2 separate regions of the Mus musculus genome follow, and region 1 is linked to region 2. Evidence: chromatin loops called from intact Hi-C (ENCODE). Cell type or tissue: left cerebral cortex. All regions are shown on one strand. Links, peaks and the distances in the headings refer to the core of each region. The heading gives the core; the rest is flanking DNA. Region 1 overlaps Cd200 (CD200 antigen). Region 2 has its middle 27 kb from the start of Btla.

The links. A loop is a pair of places that touch in the nucleus more often than their neighbours do. Peaks named below come from ENCODE experiments on the same cell type or tissue, not always from the same donor. Only the 100,000 strongest peaks of a DNase experiment are listed, where the experiment ranks them.
Region 1: it touches region 2 in a loop (3-fold over the local background); 32 of 42 quality-filtered maps call a loop at or near these places.

What each region holds. Positions count from the first base shown.
Region 1 is chr16:45,395,446-45,403,445 of GRCm38, reverse strand. Cd200 (CD200 antigen) reads left to right here. Exons shown (of 6, transcript NM_010818.3): 2 at 3,143-3,224; 3 at 6,151-6,477. Among named protein-coding and RNA genes, the nearest start is that of Cd200, 9.6 kb to the left of the region's middle. In left cerebral cortex, for the core only: a CTCF peak has its summit at 3,183; DNase peaks (open chromatin) are centred at 2,966, 3,283 and 5,820; H3K27ac peaks cover 758 bases.
Region 2 is chr16:45,191,091-45,204,148 of GRCm38, reverse strand. No RefSeq gene overlaps it. Among named protein-coding and RNA genes, the nearest start is that of Btla, 27 kb to the left of the region's middle. In left cerebral cortex, for the core only: a CTCF peak has its summit at 7,125 (motif pointing left); a DNase peak (open chromatin) is centred at 7,123.

The DNA of each region.
Region 1 (8,000 bases), core at 1-8,000, 200 kb before region 2:
TTTCTTGTATTAAGTGACTAATATCTGGGAAAGAGAAGATCTGGCAGGCAGTAAGACTCTTGTCTCGGAAATAAAAAGTCCAAAAGAAACACTTCACACAATGAAATGATGATGAATTTCCTGTCATTCATAAAGTTGTTAACCCAGGCTGTTTCGTTTATCCTTTCAATTGGAAGCATTAGGGGAAAGGAAGACACAAAGGAACTGGAGTGCAAGGAAGCTTGGCAATTTGAAAGGTCTAAAAGTTTGGCAAGGAAGAACCTGGTGTGCAAGGAGGAGGCCCAGCAGTCTGAGGCTATAGAGTACCTGTGTAGGTGCTGGGCTCCAGGTAGTAGGAAATGGGCCTCTAGGAGTCCATGAGGCATCTGCTGGGAACTTTTAGACAATTTCATAGTGCCTGTCAGATTGCTCGGGCCTGGAAGCTTCATTAAATGTGACCCTCTTATCCTGCCAAATCAGCAAGAGCTTGAGGATCCTCACAATGGTGCTTTTGAGATAGAAGGTACAAAAATATTTTTACATTTGTGATTAAATTTACAAACCAACAATGCTATAGCTGTCCCCTGAGAGGCTCCACCAGAGCCTGACCAATACAGAGGTGGATGCTCGCAGCCGATTATCGGACTAAGCACAGGGACCCCAACGGAGGAGTTAGGGGAAGGACTGAAGGAGCTGAAGGGGTTTGCAACCCCATAGGAAAAATAATATCAACCAACCAGACTCCCCAGAGCTCCCAGGGACTAAAGCACCAACCAAAGAATACACATGGAGGGACCCATGGCTCCAGCTGCATATGTATCAGAGGATGGCCTTATCTAGCATCAATGGGAGGGGAGGCCCTTGGTCCTGAGGAGGCTCGATGACCCAGGGTAGGGGAATGCTAGAGAGGTGAGGCAGGAGTGGGTGGAGGAGCACCCTCATAAAAGCAGAGGAGGATGGGATCAGAGGGTTGTAGAGGGGAAATTGGGAAGGGGGATAAGATTTCAAAATGTAAATAAATAAAATATCCAATAATTTAAAAAAAAAACAGTTCTTTGTGCACAGGGTCAGGCAGTGTTTTGGTGTGGATAAGATTGTAAACTTTGGAGCCAGTGCTTGGCTTTGAGTCTTGTCTCTACTACTTTCTGGCTATGCTACCTGAGGAAAACTACTTAAAATCTCTCCTCCTTCACATTCTGTATTGTGCAAGAGTTGATATGAGTAGCACCTTCTTAACAGGTTCCTGAAGTGTTGGGTGCAGTAGTTGCTCTCAAGTGTTGATGACAGCACCGGGCACATAATGTGTTCAAATATTTGTTAGTCTTGTGGTTATTAGTAGTTTAGTCACCAAAAGCAAACTAAAAGTTGAAATAAAACTTTTGATACATTTATCACATATGTATCTATCCCAGTCATTTATTCTTTCAAACCAGACAGTCATGAACCTTCTACTTAGGTGAAGAATGTGATCACTGAAAGTCAGGGACATTTCAGAAAACAAAGCTTTATAATAACTCTAAGCTAGACATTCAAGCTTTAAAACCCAACAGGCTGAAAGAGGAGGGAAAAGTTTATTCCAGAAAGAAATGATGACAAGCTCCAGGATAGTGGAAGAACCAGCTTTTCCGACTCTAGGGAGATAAGAGTTTTCCAGTCCAAGAGAAGAAAAGGGCTGACTGGTGTCTACAGCTACAACCAGGCACCAACTTGTATAAAAAGAAGGAACACTGTATGCTATCTCAGCCATAGAGACTCAAACATAGACCTGCCTTGCGTCCCAAAAGAAGACAAGATGCAGTGTAACAGAGTGACATTTAGAGAGATAATTCATCAATTTTCTTTGCCCAGTACAAGGAGAACCTAGGATAGTTTATAAGAGCACAGGAGAGCTCCAGTTGGCCTTGGAAGTAATAATTGTTAGAAAGATGGCCTTGGTGACTGAGAGAAACATAGCTATCTTAGCGAATACAAGGTAGAAAAATGGTTGTAGTGAAAGACTGGTAGCCCTATGCTATGTCTTGGTGTGCTGTAAGCCCCCATAAGCTCCTGGGTTGCAAATGTCATGTCAGAAATGGGGAGCTTAATAAGAGTGTTGGGGTGCTTGTAAGCTGAATGGACAGAGAGGGTACTACTTTGACAGAAAGGAAGTTTCTAGCCCCAGTTGGAATGGCAACATGAAAGAAAAATGAAATTCAGTTCATGAAAGTTACAGAGAAAACTACCATGTCTTACATTCCTTTAGTATAAAAATTTGAGAATTATGGCCAGTGAGATGGCTCAATGTGTTGAGGCCCCTGCTGCACAAGTCTGGTGACTCAAGTCCAGTCTCTGAAACTCACATAAAAGTGAAAGGAGAGAGCCACATCTACCAGGTTGTTCCCTGACCTTCACACATAAAGTGTAGCTTGTGATTCACCCATCAATATCACACGTGCATGCACACACACTATATTAGTTCCAAACAGAAATACTAGAAAGCATACTTTAGGTCCAGTAAAACAGTTCTGAGACAACCATAAAGGGTAGCTGACCTGCACACTCTGTCTCCTCAGGTTATAGAAAGGCAATGCCCAGAATAACATTTTTCCTAAGTAGTGCCAGGACATCTATCGGGACAGAGGATTCCTGGCCCAGTAAAGAAAAACAAAGTGATGAAGGAATAAACAAAGTTAATATTAGTACTGGCTTCTAAATATTTTTTTAATTGGTTGTATTTTCAAGAGAGTCGGCCCCGGCAAAGCTCAGGACAGTAACATTTCTGAAAAATGTTTTCCCTTGGAGCTTTGTCCTTAATATTAACAGCAGTTGATTATTTGGGAAGGGTAAGCTGTCTGGCATCTGTATTTTCTGCATTTTTCTCTATTAGCGTGAGACAGCTTGGCTCAGGAAGCCTATGTGTTCAAGACTTTGCTCTTGACAATGGTAGCTTTAAAAGCAAGGCTTGCACTGGCAGGGCTATGAAAGAGCCACACAGTAGCTTTCCTCGTCCCACATCCTGAGCACGCTGATTTTTCTTCCATTTATAGCCTTGGGTTCTGTTTCCACAAAACTCTGGTGGGTAAACACTTGACTCCTGCGTTTCCTAACACAGGTATTATGAGGACATTTCCCTGGCTCTGTCCAAACGCAACCTCTGTTTCTGTCGTTTGCTTTCTGTCTTCAGGTATTCAGGAGACCTTTCTGCCATCTCTCCACCTACAGCCTGATTTGGGGCATGGCAGCAGTAGCGCTGAGCACAGCTCAAGGTAAAGATACCCCGTTCTTCCTCGGGAGAGCCTCCGGGGTGAAGGATGGCCTCTCCTTAGCCTACTAGGCTAGCCCACTCATCTGCATGAGGTACTTAAGGGCATGCTATCAGCCTTGGAACAGTGGGAGTTCCTCTTCCCACTCTCCACACTTTTGTTTTCAGAGCAGCAGAACAATTTGGCACTCAGAAGCAATTCCAGTAGATAAACTAGATTTAAGAAAAACAATCCCCTCCCTAGTAAAATATGATGTCAGACTTTCACCCAGAGAATTGAATTGGGGGAATGTATTTGAAATTCCCCGGACTTAAATTTTAAAGGCCTGGGAATATTTGGAAGGCCGTCCTTAAAATTGAGTTCATCTGCTTTTTACAAAAAGTAAAAGGTAAAGAAAAAAAAAATACTGTCACTCAGAGATGCAAAAGCTTACGTTGTCTCCTGTACAATAACCTTGCTTGTTCCACCATCTCTGAGTTTCCTAATTTTTCCTGTCCTTTGGAGGGAGGCTGCTGCTCCCTTTCTGTTGGCTCTTTTCTGATCACTGTGGTATGATGTCATTCTGATGACATCATAGCTTCTCTGAGAAAGACGCTGCCAATGAAGGGCTGGCAGGCCTCACCCCACCCACAGCCCTGACACATGATGTCCATTACAGGACTTACCGACCAACTAGCAGATTGGAAAAGGATTCAAACAAAGATTGCAAACAAGCATCAAAGAGTTGGTAACTTTCCCACTATGGGATCTCCTCTATAGGCAAGCATAGCCTAGCACATGTCCAATATTAGTTTTAATCTCCTTTCCACTCTGCAATCTAAAAGCAACATTTTTTTTCAAACACATTCTTCAAAATCTCCAAAGATTTTCAGGGAACCTCATCTTCATCAATGGGATTCTACTTTCCATAACTGTCCTTACCTTCAAGGAGTTCCCATCCTTAAGTTCCCAGCTAGGTAACATGGTGCCCAAGATATACTGGCTGCTATGCTCTTTTTATTCTGTGACATTCCGGGAGGAAAGTTTGTGCAGCTTTATTTCCTGCTTATACTTGTTAGCATTTCAACTGCTTGGTTACCCTTAAAGAAAAAATTTTAGTGGTTTTGTTCATCCATATGTTGTCTATCATTTTATTATTTAGTTCCCTGCTGCTGTTTGATATATGGAGTGGGAGATTTGGATGTAGGCATCTATTCAGTTTCAGTTTCTTTGGTTTCCAGTAAATGTAGTTGTGTTAAATCTTCCCATCAAAGAAATGCTTCATCGAGCTTTCTAGACACGGAGTGCATTATGTTCTGGTTAGCATTTGTTCCTGGTAATTTATGAATTTTGTTATGAGTTCAGCTATAATTGGAGTTTGAAAAGGAATTGGGGAATTTTTGGTTTTACTATATTGTGGTGAGTGTTCAGAAAGAGTAAATTTTTAAGATCAATTTCAAGTTCAGTTTGGGGAAATATTTTGTTTTTTGAAAAGATTATACATTTTATGACTCAGTAGTATACATATATATAATATATACCCATATATATATAAACATATAATGGCTATGTAAATCTAGTGTATTCAAATTAAATATAGACACCTATAAGCTTATTTTAAAATTTTCTATATTATCATATTTAAATGTTTGCCTTAATGATTTAAACTTATGGAATTGAAGGTTCTGACAGACAAATATAAAACTCTCATATTATCACTGTGGGTTTATAAATTGCTATTGTACTTCAACAGTGTTTGCTTTGTGTGTCTCAGGGTTAGGTTGTCAAGTACATGAGGTTTCATGGTTAGTATGACATTGGATTGCTCCCTCATCATTATTCTTTTGTTTTTCTGCTTGAAAAAATGTTGCTGGACTAGTGTTAACATGCTTAAGCATATTTGTTGAGTTTTTCTTTAATTCTTTGCCTATATACCCCTTAAGGGTTACATTCTCAGGGAATGCTGAGGCCTGGCCTTCTGGCCTACGAATTCTTCATTCAGTGACAGCCATTCTGCTAAGTTGAACAGTTTGTTGAGATTTTGTACTTCCTCTTTTCCAGATCTCTAATTTCTACCACTTAAAATGTCATTTTTCTTCACTCACCCATATTCATTCTAAAATGCTTCTTAATTTATGATGTCCAGGTTCATTTGTTGTGAGTTCTTAGATGTAGCATTTTCTACTCCTCTTTCATTGTGTCCGTTTTCTCAAACAAAGCATTGGTCCTTTGCTATTGGTTATTCGTTATCACGTGGATGCTAGCTAATACATTAAGTCACCTGTCAGAGTATAAGTGGCCTGCATTGCAGAGAAGAAATCGTTGTCATGACATCTAATTAAAAATAGAGTGTGATGACAGTTGGGTACCAAAAATCTTTTGAACCCACTGTGTATAGCAAGCTTCCCAGAGCATCATCCTGCTGATCACTCTCCTCATTTTCCAGAGCCTGAGCCCTCTGTGATGTGTGTGTCTGTGTGTGTGTGTGTGTGTGTGTGTGTGTGTGTGTGTGTGTGTGTGTAGCACCTCCCTCATCTTTGCTTAAACTGTTCGCTCTGCCTGTTGCTCTTTGGCTCTTCTTTACTGTTGGCTCATACATCACTAAGCATGAACTCACCTAATGAGCAGATTCCATCTGGCACTTTTCACGCTCTTGTCTTTCTACTTATTCTCTAGCTCACAGGGATTCTTCACAATTTCCTGGTTACCAATCATTGCCTTGTTATTATACTCTGCCTCTGCTTTTCTAGGTCAAACAGACACATTTCTCTGCTAGCACATATGCATGAACATACATTTTGTCTTTTTCTTTGCCTCTTTTATTCTTTTCTATATTTGAGTTTCAGCATGCATTTATTCATTACTAGGTGTGTGTGTGTGTGTGTGTGTGTGTGTGTGTGTGTGTAATAAGGTTCTAAAATAGAATTTGTTGTTGTTGTTGTTTCTGTAGTGGAAGTGGTGACCCAGGATGAAAGAAAGGCGCTGCACACAACTGCATCCTTACGATGTTCTCTAAAAACATCCCAGGAACCCTTGATTGTGACATGGCAGAAAAAGAAAGCCGTGAGCCCAGAAAACATGGTCACCTACAGCAAAACCCATGGGGTTGTAATCCAGCCTGCCTACAAAGACAGGATAAATGTCACAGAGCTGGGACTCTGGAACTCAAGCATCACCTTCTGGAACACAACATTGGAAGATGAGGGCTGCTACATGTGTCTCTTCAACACGTTTGGTTCTCAGAAGGTCTCAGGAACAGCTTGCCTTACCCTCTATGGTGAGAATCTTTGAGAATACATTCTCTCTCTCTCTCTCTCTCTCTCTCTCTCTCTCTCTCTCTCTCTCTCTCTCTCTCTCTCTCTCTCTCCCTCTCTCTCTTTCCCTTTCAGAAATATAATTTCCAGGAGCATTGAGTATGTGGTTATGGTACTTGGATTTTTGATTCATAAACATGAACAGGTGAACTAGAAGACTCTTAGCCTTTTGTGCCTGCTGTCACTATTATTGCAGAATTTAGAGAGCTAACATCACTGCACTAAGTTGTTTGGTTGGAACTGTCTTCTCTCTAGGGTCTTGCCATCACGAACATTGAAGACAATGATGAAGGAGACACATTCTCCATGCGGCAGTGAATTCATTACTACCTCTGCTTTTGGACAGCAAATGTGCAATATATTATCTCTAGAGCCCGTTACAACTTCTGGAAGTAGCAACAGAGTAGTCTAACCTGGAGCCAATATGATATCTTTCTTGTTTTAGTTCGAGGAAGCAGTTTCAAGATTTCTAAGGGTACAGCCAGCAGAGGCTTTTCCTAACTGGGAGTATAACAGGATAGAAAGCATTCTTTAAACATCCTAGGCGTAGTGGTGTGAAGAGATTGTTTCTTCTTTACTAACGCATGACTGCAATGGAGCATTAGGAAGTGGGACTGAGGATGACTTTGTAACATCCAATGTGATGTGGAGGCTTTAGGAGGGAGAAGACAAACCTAGCGGAGACATTACTAATATTGAAGCAAGGCTTTAAGCATGCTGAGTGAATTGGCCATGGGAAAGGAGAGATTTACTAGGTACAAGGATGTGTGAAATCTGATGGATGCAGGGATCTTCTACTTACTTGGTCCATGATGGACCTTCTCAATGGTAGGTCAGGCTTTCTCCCAAAATTTTCATTTGTCTATTTCTCTTACTGTCTTTCTTCCTCCCTCTCATATCCCTCCTTCTTGTCTTCTTCTCCTTGTTTTGTTTGTTTGTTTGTTTGTTTGTTTTGCTTCTCATTTCACACTTTATAATTTCTGCAATTTTTCTCTAGTTCTTTCTCTCCTGCTCATTCTCCCTCCACCCCCCAAATGGGAAATCCTCCCCTTTCTATCCAACCATACAACTTGCATCTATCTAAGCCATTCTCTGATAAGCCCATAAACTATGAGACACAGTATAATCACATAAATCATACTCATTTTTCCTTACTTTTTATCTCTCCCAGCACTTACTGATTCTTGGAATTTGAGCACCCTTCTACAGTTCCACTCCCCCAGCTACTGCAATCTACCTGTCTCTTGAACCTACAGGCACAAACAAGCTTTCACTTACCACTGGCTTCTAATTAACTTATGGGCTGCAAAGCCAGCTACAGAAGAGTTGGTTTGTACTGGTTGGCAAAATAAGGCCAACATTCCAACTGAAATATAGTTGTTAGCTGGGGAGGCCATTATAAAGTGGACAGGTTGACACTCCTGGGGAAATTATATCCATTTTTTCTAAACAAATTTTCCAGGTCTGTCAGGTGAACCCTGTGGCC
Region 2 (13,058 bases), core at 2,636-10,635:
CACCCTCCCACTCCCACTTCTTGGCACTGGTGTTCCCCTGTACTGAGGCAGATAAAGTTTGCACGACCAATTGGCCTCTCTTTCCACTGATGGCCAACTAGGCCATCTTCTGATACATATGCAGCTAGAGACACGAGCTCCGGGGGGTACTGGTTAGTTCATATTGTTGTTCCACCTATAGGGTTCCAGATCTCTTTAGCTCCTTGGTTACTTTCTCTAGCTCTTCCATTGGGAGCCCTGTGATCCATCCAATAGCTGACTGTGAGCATCCACTTCTGTGTTTGCTAGGCCCCAGCATAGTCTCACAAGAGACAGCTATATCTGGGTCCTTTCAGCAAAATCTTGCTAGTGTATGCAATGGTGTCAGCGTTTGGAAGCTGATTATGGGATGGATCCCTGGATATGGCAGTCTCTAGATGGTCCATCCTTTCATCTCAGTTCCAAACTTTGTCTCTGGGTGAGTTTGTCTCCAAACTCCTTCCATGGGTGTTTTGTTCCCAATTCTAAGAAGGGTAATCAGAATATGTTAGACTTTAATTCAACTGCAACCTTTAAACCATAGTGGCTATGTATATATATGTGTGTGTGTATCTATATCTATATTTATATCTATATGTAAAATATGGCGCCTCAACATCTGTAAATGACGCCACAGCAAAGCTTACATGGAGTTTATTTTACTTTTATGTGTCTATGTCCACATGTCGGTCTATGCACATGAGTGCAGCTGCATTGGAGGACTGAGGCATCAGATTCCATGGAGCTGGAGTAACAGGCTGTTGTGAAGCACCTGAGATGGGCGCTCAGAACCATCCTCTCTGCAAGAGCAGCAGGCACTCTTGTCCACTGAAAACTCTCTCCAGCCCTAAGACTTACATATTAAATGCTCATTTTAGAAAAGAAGAAAAGTCAGAACTAATGAGATATGTTCAGAGTAAACATTTAAGCAAAAAGAGAAAAGCCCAAAGTAGTAGAAGAAAATGATAAAAGAAAAACAAAACAAAACAAAACAAAACAAAAAAACCAAAAACGAAACAATCAAAAAGAAAACCAAAGGTATAAAAGCCAGAAGTTCAATCTGTTGCAAAGATTAATAAAACTGATTCATCAGGCACCAAGAGGATTAGAGAGTACAGAACAAGAAATGAAAAGGAATGTGTGCCCACAGCTCCCACATATTAAAATGATAATAAGGTATAGTGAATAATAGCCTTATGCAAACATATATAACATCTTTTGAATAAGCCTATAGATAGAGATTAAATATGTAACAAATATCTTCCTGGAAAAAAAAATTCCCAGAAACATAGCTGTAAAAGGTACTTTACAAGATATCAGCAAAGCAAACACTGGATGAAAAAAACTGAATAACACACTGTAAACAAACAGGGTATATCCCAGAAACATCAAAGCAGTCTAACAGTCAAAACTCAATATACTTAGTAAAATATTTTTAAAGTAAAAAACACCTTTTTCAATCGGTAAAAAAAACATGTGGCAGAATTCATTAATTCAGGAAAAAAAACTCATCAAGTTTTAATGAGAAGAGACCTTTTTCAGTGTAAAGAAGGTTGTTGGCAAGAACTGAGTCTGAAAATATGATATTTGCTCTGCTTATAAGTTAATAATTAGTCTATCACACTTCACAGATGCTGGCAGAAGACATAAGCCTCATGAGGCAACGGTAAGGACAGTTGTTTTGTAGGAAAAGCGGTGTTAATTATATTTTCCTGTTAGAGTTCCAAGCCCCAGTTATCACAAGGTAACACAAGAGCCAGGAATATTCGCATGCCAGGTAGTTTACACTACAGCATTCTGAACTAAGGGAACTCGATCTTCTTAAGATAAACAATAGCTGAACATGCCCGCTCTGCCCAGAGGGTGAGACATTGTCTTTACTATTTGGGATAATAAACAAAACATCCTTACTTTTCAGATGCTGTATCTGCCATGGCCTTTCACTCTTTAAGAGTCCTTGAAAAGGAGAGTCCACAGCAAAGAGTGATTTATGCTTGTGTGCACAAGATACAGTAACATGAAACCTCACAGAAAACGGTCTCCTGGCTGGTAATGAAATAAAGAATGCTCTTAACATAAAATCTGAAGAAAATGATGTAGTTATATAATTTCAACTCAGCATTTGTCTTCCCCAATGTTTTAGTTGATCAGTTACTTCTCTGCTTTTGTAATGAGACAGATTGACCAAGGAAACTTATATAAGAATTTAACAATCATAATTCAAAATATTGCAGGAATCAGTTAAATAGTTCTAGAACTATTTAGAAAGACAAACTAAAAATTATCAAAGTAAGTAGATGTCCTTAAAAATGAATTATTCTGCTACCAATCTTGAGGTCAAGAAGCCAGGTTTGCCTCCATCCTCAGTAAGTCAATTAGCACAGTCAAATTTATTAGTAAAAGCAAAAAAAAAAAAAAAAAAAAAAAAAAAAAAAAAGGAGATGCATTCAATGTGGCCACACTGGGAAGAGGAACAAGAAATACAGTGATATCCCCTGCTGCCCCCCACAAGTCTATCTTCTGCATTCTGAAGTGAAAGCCAAAGGCAAGCCTAACCAAGAAGTCCTGGTTCAGCGCGGTCCTGTCCACCATTGACATGTTTTGGTCAATGACTGTGTCATGTGTAAGGTAGTCTAACAATGCCAAATCTGTTTCTGCATGCCTTCCAACAGGCAGGCACTTTAGGCTTTTTTTTTTTTCCTCTTCCCAGCATGAGATCCCTGGGAAAATTCCAATTTCTTGGGGTGTATCCTGTTAACAGTCTAGAAGCCAAAATAGGGTACACAAGTGTTTCTTCAAAATATTTATTTCCCTGCCAGACCCATTTCAATACTACATTCATTAATGAAGCATAAGCTCGCTGTTGAAAGGTTACTTTTCTACCAAACATATTTATAAATTCATAACAATCTCAGTTAAAAATATAAGGGGATAATTTTTATAGAAAACTTTTTAAATTAAAAAAATATTTGTTTTAAATCATGTGTATGTATGTGTCTGTTTGTGTGTGTATGCACATGGAAAGCAGGTATCCTTAGAGGTCAGGAGATGGTGTCAGATGCCCTGGAAATAGTATTACAGATGGTCATGAGTCATCCAACATGGGCTCTGGAAACTGAACCCCAGTCCTCTGCAAGAATACCTTGTTCTCTTAACCACAAAACCGTCCCTCCAGCTCATATTTGAAGTGTATATGAAATTGAAAGGATGAAGAATATCCAAAGTAATCCGAGGAAGTCTTCCTATAGAGCCATATAATCACAGCGTGGTGTCAGGATAGACAAACATATCAAAGGGACCAATGGAAAAACTCATAGGTTCTCTCACTCTTCATTAAAAGTAAGCCAGGAAAGAAAGTCTTCTAAACAAAATGTGGGGAATAGAGGCATGGACCAACTTGTCCACACCAAACATACACCTAACAGTTAAAACTATCAAGCTGTTGCATACAAATGGAACGTTCACCTTATTAAAGGGTAGAATCTACTTCTGGCTTGGCACATGCCATACTCTCTTCCCTTAAAGGTTAATGCAGTAGGCAGGTCAATCACCTGGCCTCAGAAAGGCAGATCCATTTGAAGCTGTGTTAAAGAGGTGGGAGGAATAATTATCCACTTATTGAGATCATAATATACTTTCCCTTGCCAGCATACTTGCCCTCTCAGTGGCTCATGGGGATCAGAAGGGTAAGAAAGGGACAAGAGGCTCTGTTGGCCTCTTATACAGACTCTGAAAGGTGTATGTTTATTTTTTTTTCTTCTCTGTACTTTTCCTTTAGATGCTGGTCAGAGACCAACCATGCTTTTCCTAACACTTTGGATTCATTCATTCTTCAAGGCTTCCCTCCTTACTATGTGGCTGATCTTCATGATGGCTTAGCTCGAACGGTATGGTCTTTCTCCTCCATCTCCTTCTCCTTTCTTTCTTTTTTTCTTGCTTGCTTGCTTGCTTGCTTGCTTCTCTCTCTCTCCTCTAGGCAGCCAAGATTTGCAGCTTGTTTGCTTTCATTTAATTTTAAAACTCTAATAAAATTTCTCAAGCTTTTATTTTGATTCCATTATAAAGTTCTTTTATTAACAAGACTAAGAACATCAAGAGAGAACCCTAATTTACCCAGTAACAGGGGTGATTCTGGCAAGATAACCCATTTTTTTTCTAACAATTTAAGTGTAGAATGATTTCTGGGCAGAGTATAGAAGCAACACTAGAGAAAAAATTAGAAACCTAGCCTCATAAAAATTTAACTAAAATTTGTATTCTTCAAAAACTACATCTAGGAAAACGAAGACTGGTATTGTGGTACATGTCTTTATTTCTAGCAGGCAGGGGCTGGAAGACCTCTTGTGTTTGAGATCAGCTTGATCTACATAGCAAGCTGCAGGTCAGCCAAGCCTATATCATGAGACCCTGTCTGAAAAACAAACAAACAAACAAGCAAACAAACAAACATCTCAAACAACAACAAAAAAGAAAAAGAAAAAAAGAAACGAACAGTCAATTCACAAACTAAAATTATTTGCAAAACATACATAAACTAAAAGTCTAGTATATAGGGTATATAAAACCCACACTTGAACAAGTTACTAAAAATCCAACTGAAAAACAGGAAATAAATTTGCATAGACATTTTTTTAAAGATCCATGAAGGGGCAGTACATATATGAAAATATGGTCACCACAATTATGGAAGTGCAAATTAGAGACCACAAGTTACTACTACAGGCAGAAAATGTTTAACAGCAAAGACGAATGCCACCAGATATTTGTGAGGTTTTCTTAGCAACTGCATCTCTAGGGCATTCTCAGTGGGAATGCAATCTATGCTAAGTCCCATAGTTTATTAATTGTTCCATAAGGTCACCTGGGCTTTTTCCCATTGCCATCTTTTTTAAAAACAAGACACTGTGAACATTCTTGTACAAGTCTTTTTAAAACTTGTTCCATTTGGATGGGAATGGAAGACTCTAGGCTAGAATTGTTTTATCTCGATGTAGATGTATAGTTTGAAAGAAATTAAACTACCAACAAAACAACCAAGACTGAAAAGGCTTGGGGAAAATACTTTCAACCCATGTAGCTAATATGAATTTATGTCAAAAATACATGAGGTGTCTATAATTCAACAGAAAAAAAAACCATAATTTAAATATGGGCAGTTTTTAAAGGCTTTCTCCACAGGAAATAAATGGCTGGTATTGTAAAGCTAAACAAGAACCTACAGTTAGGTCTAGTTAATAGGCCCCAGGGGTCAACCTACTATTATTATTTTGTTAAATTGACCTAGTGTCAAACTGCTCTCTAAATTCATCTCTGTACCTATAGATTAGTGCAGCTCTCAGGCCTCATCAGATGAGTTTCTTTGTGCAGGGAACAGTGATTAACACAGAAACTCACAACTGGTGAAATTGCAAAGCATGAGTGTCTATAGAGCATCATCTGGAAACAGAACATCTGCATCACCACACCTCTTCCCTCCTTCCAAGGCTAGAGACCATCATGAAAGAAGACACAGAGAGATTGAAAGTCAGAGTTCTGGAAGATCAGGGTGACATAACAAGACCACTCTATTCGTGAAATCAGAAGCTGTAATTGTCTCTACAAGACCTGCACAAGATCAAATCGATCAACATTTCAACATGGAAAGAGGTTCATGAGCCACCACACCTAGATAAGGAGCTATTGACAGTTGATCACTTCTGGATGAGGGGAGGGTCAGTTTGAAGTGAACACCCTCAGGTAGGTTGACCATGCTCCAGTGAATAGCCCAACAGTCATGAGTATATGGAGAGCACAAACTGGATTTGGTTGGTTATTTTAAAAAATAGGACATGAGTTGGGAGGGGGTGGATCAAACCAGGGATAAGTTGGGGAGTGGTAGGAGCTTAATATGATCAAAATACATTGTAAGCATGAACGAAATTCTCCAACAATTAAAACAAATATATTAAAACATTAAGTGTTGTGATTGCTTTGAAAAAAAAAATCTCAACAATGAAAAACAGTGGGCACAAAAGCCATGCAGCTAATAAGTAAATGAAGAGATGCTTAAAATCACCATCCATCAACTAAAGCAAACCCAAACCACAGTGTTTACTACTGCACAGTTCTTATAGTGGCAATTGCCACAGCTTGAAAATGGTTTGCGTTCTCCAAAGGTCTGAGTTCTAAAGCTTGGTCCCCAGCATGCAGTAAATGAGTGGAACTCTTAAGAAGTGGGCGTGTCATAGGACTGTTCCTTCTGGAATAGATTAACATTGTTTGTGAGCTTAAGCCTTGTTTTGTCAGCATTGCTTGGTCCCTGTGAGATGGGCCCAGTGTTTTCTTTCTTACCAGGCAATCTCTTCCACAAATGCTTTTTTGCCATTGATACCATCCATCACCAGTCCCACACTGGAGTCCAGCAATTTCAAGAACTATAAGCTACACAAGCCTACTTTCTTTATAAAGTATCTAGTTCTAGGTATTTTGCCTTAGAAAATAAAAACGTACCAAGAATCTATAATGAAGGAAAAAAAATGAGTTTTATCTGCTTCAAAATCCAGTTACTTGAAAGGCTGCCTGGACTATAGAGTGAGTTCAAGACCAGACTGAACAACCCAGTGAGACCCAGCCTCACATAAACAGTATGCTTAAAAGAACTGGGTACGTATTTCAGCAGTAATGTATTTACCTAGCATGTATAAGACTCTAGGTTCGACACGTACCAGTGCCAAAAAAGAAAACACAGCTCAGTAGAAAATGTTGGTGAGAATGCAGTTATCTATTTCTTGATGTATAAAACTCTCCCCTCCTCCCAAATGCTATGAGAAAGGCCAATATATCAAGTGATAACATATTCCTCTTGGTAGATAGCAGTAGGGAAAGAACTGAAGCCCTCCAATTCCTGGAATTCCCAATGTAGTTCTTTAACACCAAGTGCTTCTGGAAACAGGACTTTGAAAAAAATCACCAGAACAAAATTAATTGGTTTAGTCCGTTCCTCTCATTTTACAAGTAGGCATTCAAGTATTCTGTGTTAAATACGAAGGACAAAAGCGGCACAGGATTGATACTCAATGCCTACCAGCAATCCCCTACATGCTCAAATTTTGTGCTGTTCTACTGCCCTCTGCTGGACAAATATTTCTGAGTGTGTGACCCACGACTCCTGAGAATTGGCATCAGTATACATACAGCATCCCAAGAAATGGGACAGTTCTGAGTCAGGGAGGCAGGACTTGTGGAGGAATAGAATATGAGGCAGAGAAATAGGGGGATGTCTAGCTCTTTGGCTCTAGTGAAGGGAAGAATTGGTACGGGCATGGGGGCGGTTCTTATTGTTCTACAAATTTGTAAAGTCAGAAATCTTCAGCCACAGCTACACATACCAAATCTGAAATGACAGATAAATAATCAAATAAGTGGAAAGTGAAAGAAAGCAAAAGGGCAATAAGTAACTTTATTCAGATCAATGCTGAAGAACTAGTCTCAGTTTCACAGCTTTAGCTGCTATATAGTACCTTATAAAACTACCTGTGACACCTGCATGTTTCACTGGTTGTAAAAAATCAAACAATTTCAAAACCAATTGAAATGTTTTGTGTTAAGATGAAAAATTAAATAAAACTACCTGTGATTAATGAGTAGAATTCTCCCAATTCATACCACCATGAACAGAACCAGCGTCCTCCCAGATGTCCCCTACGGTGCTCTTCAACCATTTCTTTAGGATATATGCCCTACAGTAGGAGTTCCTTGACCAGGTTCTAAGAAATTCTTCTCCCAAAACGCTACACCAGTCAACTGTGCACCAGCTGTGCACCATGGGGGCATAGTGAGGGTTTTTTTTTTTTAAGTTGCCTATTTCTAGTTCATGTTTCTTTAAATTTGAAATTTCTGACCATGGTAGTAGGCCTTCAGGGTAGCCAACTATGATCTATGCCGTAACATTCACATGAAAGTGTATTTTCCAACTACATTGAGTAGAATGAGGGACATGCAGTGTGTAAATTCTAAGAGTCAGTCAAGGGAGAGATCCTGGCTTCTTTCCCACCCTCTTAGGTAAGTTTCTCTGTCTGGGGATACTAGACAGCTATCTAGGGAGGTCCCCGTACCATCACCAACTTGCCCATTGTAATAATCTTGTCCACTTGAAGATCCATCTCCAGGTATGTCTGTGAGGGTATTTGCAGAGCCTAATAAATGAACAACACAGTCCGAATGCAATTGGTGCCATACACTGAGACCCTGGGGGCCTAGATGAAATGATAACGAGACAGCCAAGCATTGGCATTGCCTCTATGCTTCCTGGCTGGCTATGAGGCCAGACCTCCTCTATCCCATTTTCCTATCAATTCATGTTATTTGATCATAGTAACACAAAAGCTAATATATCTGATATATGGACAAGTGCTTTTACGGGTGAAATTTGCAGTTTTAGCCTTCAGGTACTTGCAAACATGGCTGCATGAGTGCTGCATCTCACCTGACCCAGAAAAACACGTGAGGCCACTCAAAGCTCCAGGTTTGTCTTAGTCCATTCTTTGTCTTAGGCAACTCTTATAAAGGAAGACATTTCATTGGGCTTGCTTACAGCTCAGAGGTTTAGTCCAGTATCAGCACTGTGGGAAACATGGCAGCACAGAGACATGGTGCTAGAGAAGAAACTTGAGTGCTACATCTGGGCCACAGGCAGCAGGAAGAAAAAGCTACTGGAACTGGCTTTGGCATTTGAAACCCCAAAGCCCACCCCTTCCCCAGCGACACACTTCCTCCAACAAGGTCACAACTACTTCAACAAGGCCATGCCCCCTAAATCTCTTTCAAGTAGTGTCACTCTTTGATGACCAACCAAATATATGAACCTATGGGGGTCATTTTCATTCAAACCACCACAGGATTCAAACTAACATTGCTTTAGCTACGGAGCTGTAGGGTAATTTTTATACACAGACATTAATATCCCACCAAAGTCATTGCTAATTTGCAGGACTTCTCTGTATAAAGGTGAAACAGACATCTGTTATGAACTTTACAAATACCCTCTCTCAACTATTTGTCTGCAAAATCTATCCATAGTGTCTTTAAAAGAATACTTTTGGCATAATCACACTTTTTTCCTGCATTATAGTCCATGTTAAAAGGACAATGGGATAGATGGGGCTGGTGTTTGGGAGACTCTCTGGGGAGCGAAGCTTGGGAGAGGTTGGAGGGAGGAAATGGAGGTAGCAAAGTGACATAGTTATATTTTAATTTAAAAATGTTAAATCCTACTGCATCCTTGATCACAGTATATTGTCTTATATTTTGCTTTAGAAAGCTGTGATTTTATACTTACTTTAGGCTTAATGCCATTCTTTCATTGTCTAATCAGAAATTTAGCATGTTCTCTTTAATGTCTGGGAAATGGGAAAAGTGTAAATTTTCTTATCTGTAGCAACTAACAAACTTCATGAAAATCAACATTCTTGGGCTCATACATATAACACAACTCCCATTTTCTTACTTCTTGATATATATTTTCTGATGTGACTGGTTTTAAGTTGAGGTTGCCTTTGATATTATAAGGCCAAATACTACAGAATAAAGTATGCATCCTTTAGATAACTGAATTTTGAAGGTGTTCAGAGCTCTCAAATCATTATTTGAATTACACCTTTAAATTCACCATTTTTACACTGCTAAAAACACAAATATCAAAATGTTATGCAGCAAGTGCATTGGTAAGTCAGTGCACATCACCACCTTATGTGCAGAGAGCAGAATATTTCCCACCATCTACCTTCACTGAGTAACCTATTGTGGAACTGAACTGGTATTCTTGAAATATACAGATTTCTGCCTCAGAATGTAGAAAACTAGGAAACATTAATTTCATCCTTAAAGCAAAGCAGAATAAAACTAAATTTGTATTTATAACTTTATACATCATAGAGGAAATCTGAACACAAATGAAATTAGCTGGTCCAAAATTTGACCAGGTGGGAAGAGCGCTGACTCATGCTCCATGTATGTCAGCTGGGACAGGAAACACATTGAAGAGAGTGGACAATGGAGGAAAACTGTCAGAATATAATTTTGAGTCCTCAATAATTTTCAGATTCTCTTCCCATAAAGTCTATCTGGCACTCATCAGAAAACATCAGAATGAGCACTCAGTAGTGTCTATTGTGGTACATAACTGGAGGTGGAGGTGGGATGGTAGTCACACATCTTGAGTAGAAATTCCATCTTAATACCTCCATTATGGTCAAATTCATTAAAAAAGAATCGCCAAATTCACCCTAGAATATATGAAGCCAAGGATTCAATTTCTAGCACTTCATAAACTGGGCATGATGGAGTACACCTGTAATCACAGAATTCTGGAGGTGGAGACAGGACGATGAGAATTTTAAGGCCCTTTTCAACTACATAGTGAGTCTGAAATCAGTTGCAGGAGATCCTTTTTTTTCTTATTGTTTGCTTTTTTGCTTTTTTTAAACCAGTAAATCCTAATTAAAAAAAAAAAACCCTTCAGAAATTGCTTTTAGAGAAGATTTTTCAAAGGTATAGATTTTTCTAATGTATGTGTTTACAAGTGTCTGGAAAGGCCAGCAAGGGTGTTGGATCACTCCCTACACAGTTGGTGTAGATGGAGCTACAGGAAGTTGTGAGCTACCCAATGTGGGGCTGGGATCTTAATCAGGTCTTCTGGAAGAGCAGCAAGAACTCCTGTGCCATTTCTTTAAGCCTAGAAAGCCTTTTCAATTCATACTTGCATTACTCACAAACCCAAATCAACCAAGACTATGGAAAAACCCCACAGAACAATATGCCCAAAAGAGCAGATGCAAAATTTATCAACACAATAGAAAGCTGAATTTAAATAAAATATTTTAGATAAAGACAGATATGCAATTTATCCAAAAAGGGCAAAGTTATTTCAGTAATCAATGTAATCTACTAAAGTTTTAAAAAGCTGGTCATTTCAATAAATATAAAGAAAAAATTCAATATTCAGAGACGCTCAGTCCAAGGGCATTTATACAAAACTAGCTGATGCTACAGAATTGATAAAATAACCCTTCTCAAAGATCACAAAGGCAAGTATTTCTTATCACTCCTACTTGACCATTCCTAGATAGTTCAATATGAGAAAATGGAAATAGATTAGAAAAAAAGTGAAACTATTTATTTGCATTTGACAATATTCTATAAAGGGTGATCTGAAAGTATAAACAAATCACTAGAATTTTTAAAAGACTTTTTACCTTTAATTATGTGTGGGGGATGGGTAGGCACGCATGTGAGGGCACATGCCCACCAAGGAGAAAAGAGGACAACAGATCCTTTGGAGCTGGAGTTAAAGGCAGTTGTGAGCCACCCAGTGGTGGTAGTAGGAACTACACTTGGGTTCACTGCAAAGGCAACACCCTTTTAACTGCAAGGCCATGACTCTGCCTACCTAAAAGCATTGAAATTTAATATGACTCTTAACAGGACTACACAATCTGAAGCCTATCACAGTAAAATATATTTCCATACATAAGAATAAAACAGTGGAATCAGAAATGACAAAAAAAGATAAAATCATACCCAAATCCCACAAAACTATGTCAAGCCAAATATATGAAAGATAAAAAAAGTCAAAATATTATAAAATGCTACACTTCCAGATTTGAAGATTGCTTTGTTTCAAGTCTCTCTTGCTTGGTCTATAGACTCAATGCATTTTCTACCCAAACTCCAGCAAAACCACTGTATATACAGGTGTATCCTAAAATTTACATGTAAAAGCAAAATTGCCAAAAACAACTGTTTAAAGTAAAAAGCTGGCAGGCTCACACTACCCAATTCCTAGATTTATTACAGTAAATCAGGCAGTAGGGTGAGGTGAAAAACATGAATATACCATTAAAACGTCACAGTAATCAGTATTTCAGGCAAGAGCCATGAAAGAATGCCAAATACTGGTTTTGTATGTATAACTATAAGCTGAGTATTTGTGGTAACTAAAAGTAGGTCCCCCAAGGTCTATCAGGTGTGACGGTGCTTTTAACATAGACCATGTTCTTTGAAACTCCTTTCTCCAGAAGCAAAGATCAGTTCCTCTCCTGATGACCCCTCTCCCTTCATGACCTCTGAAATGTTTTAAAAGTTCAGACTCAATCTAATAATGCTCACCACTAAGAGTGCAATTAAAAGGACCTACCTGACATAGAGCAAAGGGCAGACACACTACTGTTGTGGTAGCCTCTCAAATCCCTATTGTGGTAGTCTTCAAAATTTTTTACCTCAGACTATTCACTGAAAACATCAGACAAGCTGAAAACTGAGGATGCTGGATAAAATTTCTACCATTAAGCTCTGAAGGTATCAAAGAAACTAGTGTGTGTGTGCGTGTGGTGTGTGTGTGTGTGTGTGTGTTAGTGCACATGCGCCCACACCTAGTGCTTTCTAAGATAAATATGACCAGCTATTTACCTAAAACAGAAAGGAGAAGGAATTGAAGGTATCTACTTTCTCATGAAAACTGACTTAACTGGGAGAAAACAGGCCAATAACATCTAATATTACATATAACTTACCATAAGGGTATTAAAATGAAAGCATTAAAATAAAAATTCTCCAGTAAAATCAGTCTGGAAAGTTAAGAAAGACTTAATCTGCAGAGAACAGAGCAATGTGTATGAGGGATAAATGCCATAATGAAACCTGGTTCTTGTTAACTTTAAAAAAGGTTCAAAGAAAAGGGAGACTGCCCTACAGGCTGGATGAAGATAGTGGCTACCATACTTACGTCTTGACTGCATTATTATAGCAAGCATCATATTATGCCCACTAAATCATTATCTTCATTATGGACTTTTCTTTTTTAATAAGATCTGAATGGCAATTTAAAGAGCAAGCAAAGGCACTAAAGGCAAGATTTCATTTTTCTTTACAGTTGAGTAATATCCACTGTGAAATGCACATTTCTCATCCATGAGTAGCATCTATTGTGTCTATGTACATCTCTCATGCATTCAGCAGCTAGTCTTGACAGATCCCATTTCCTAGGCAAGGAAGAGAGCAACAAT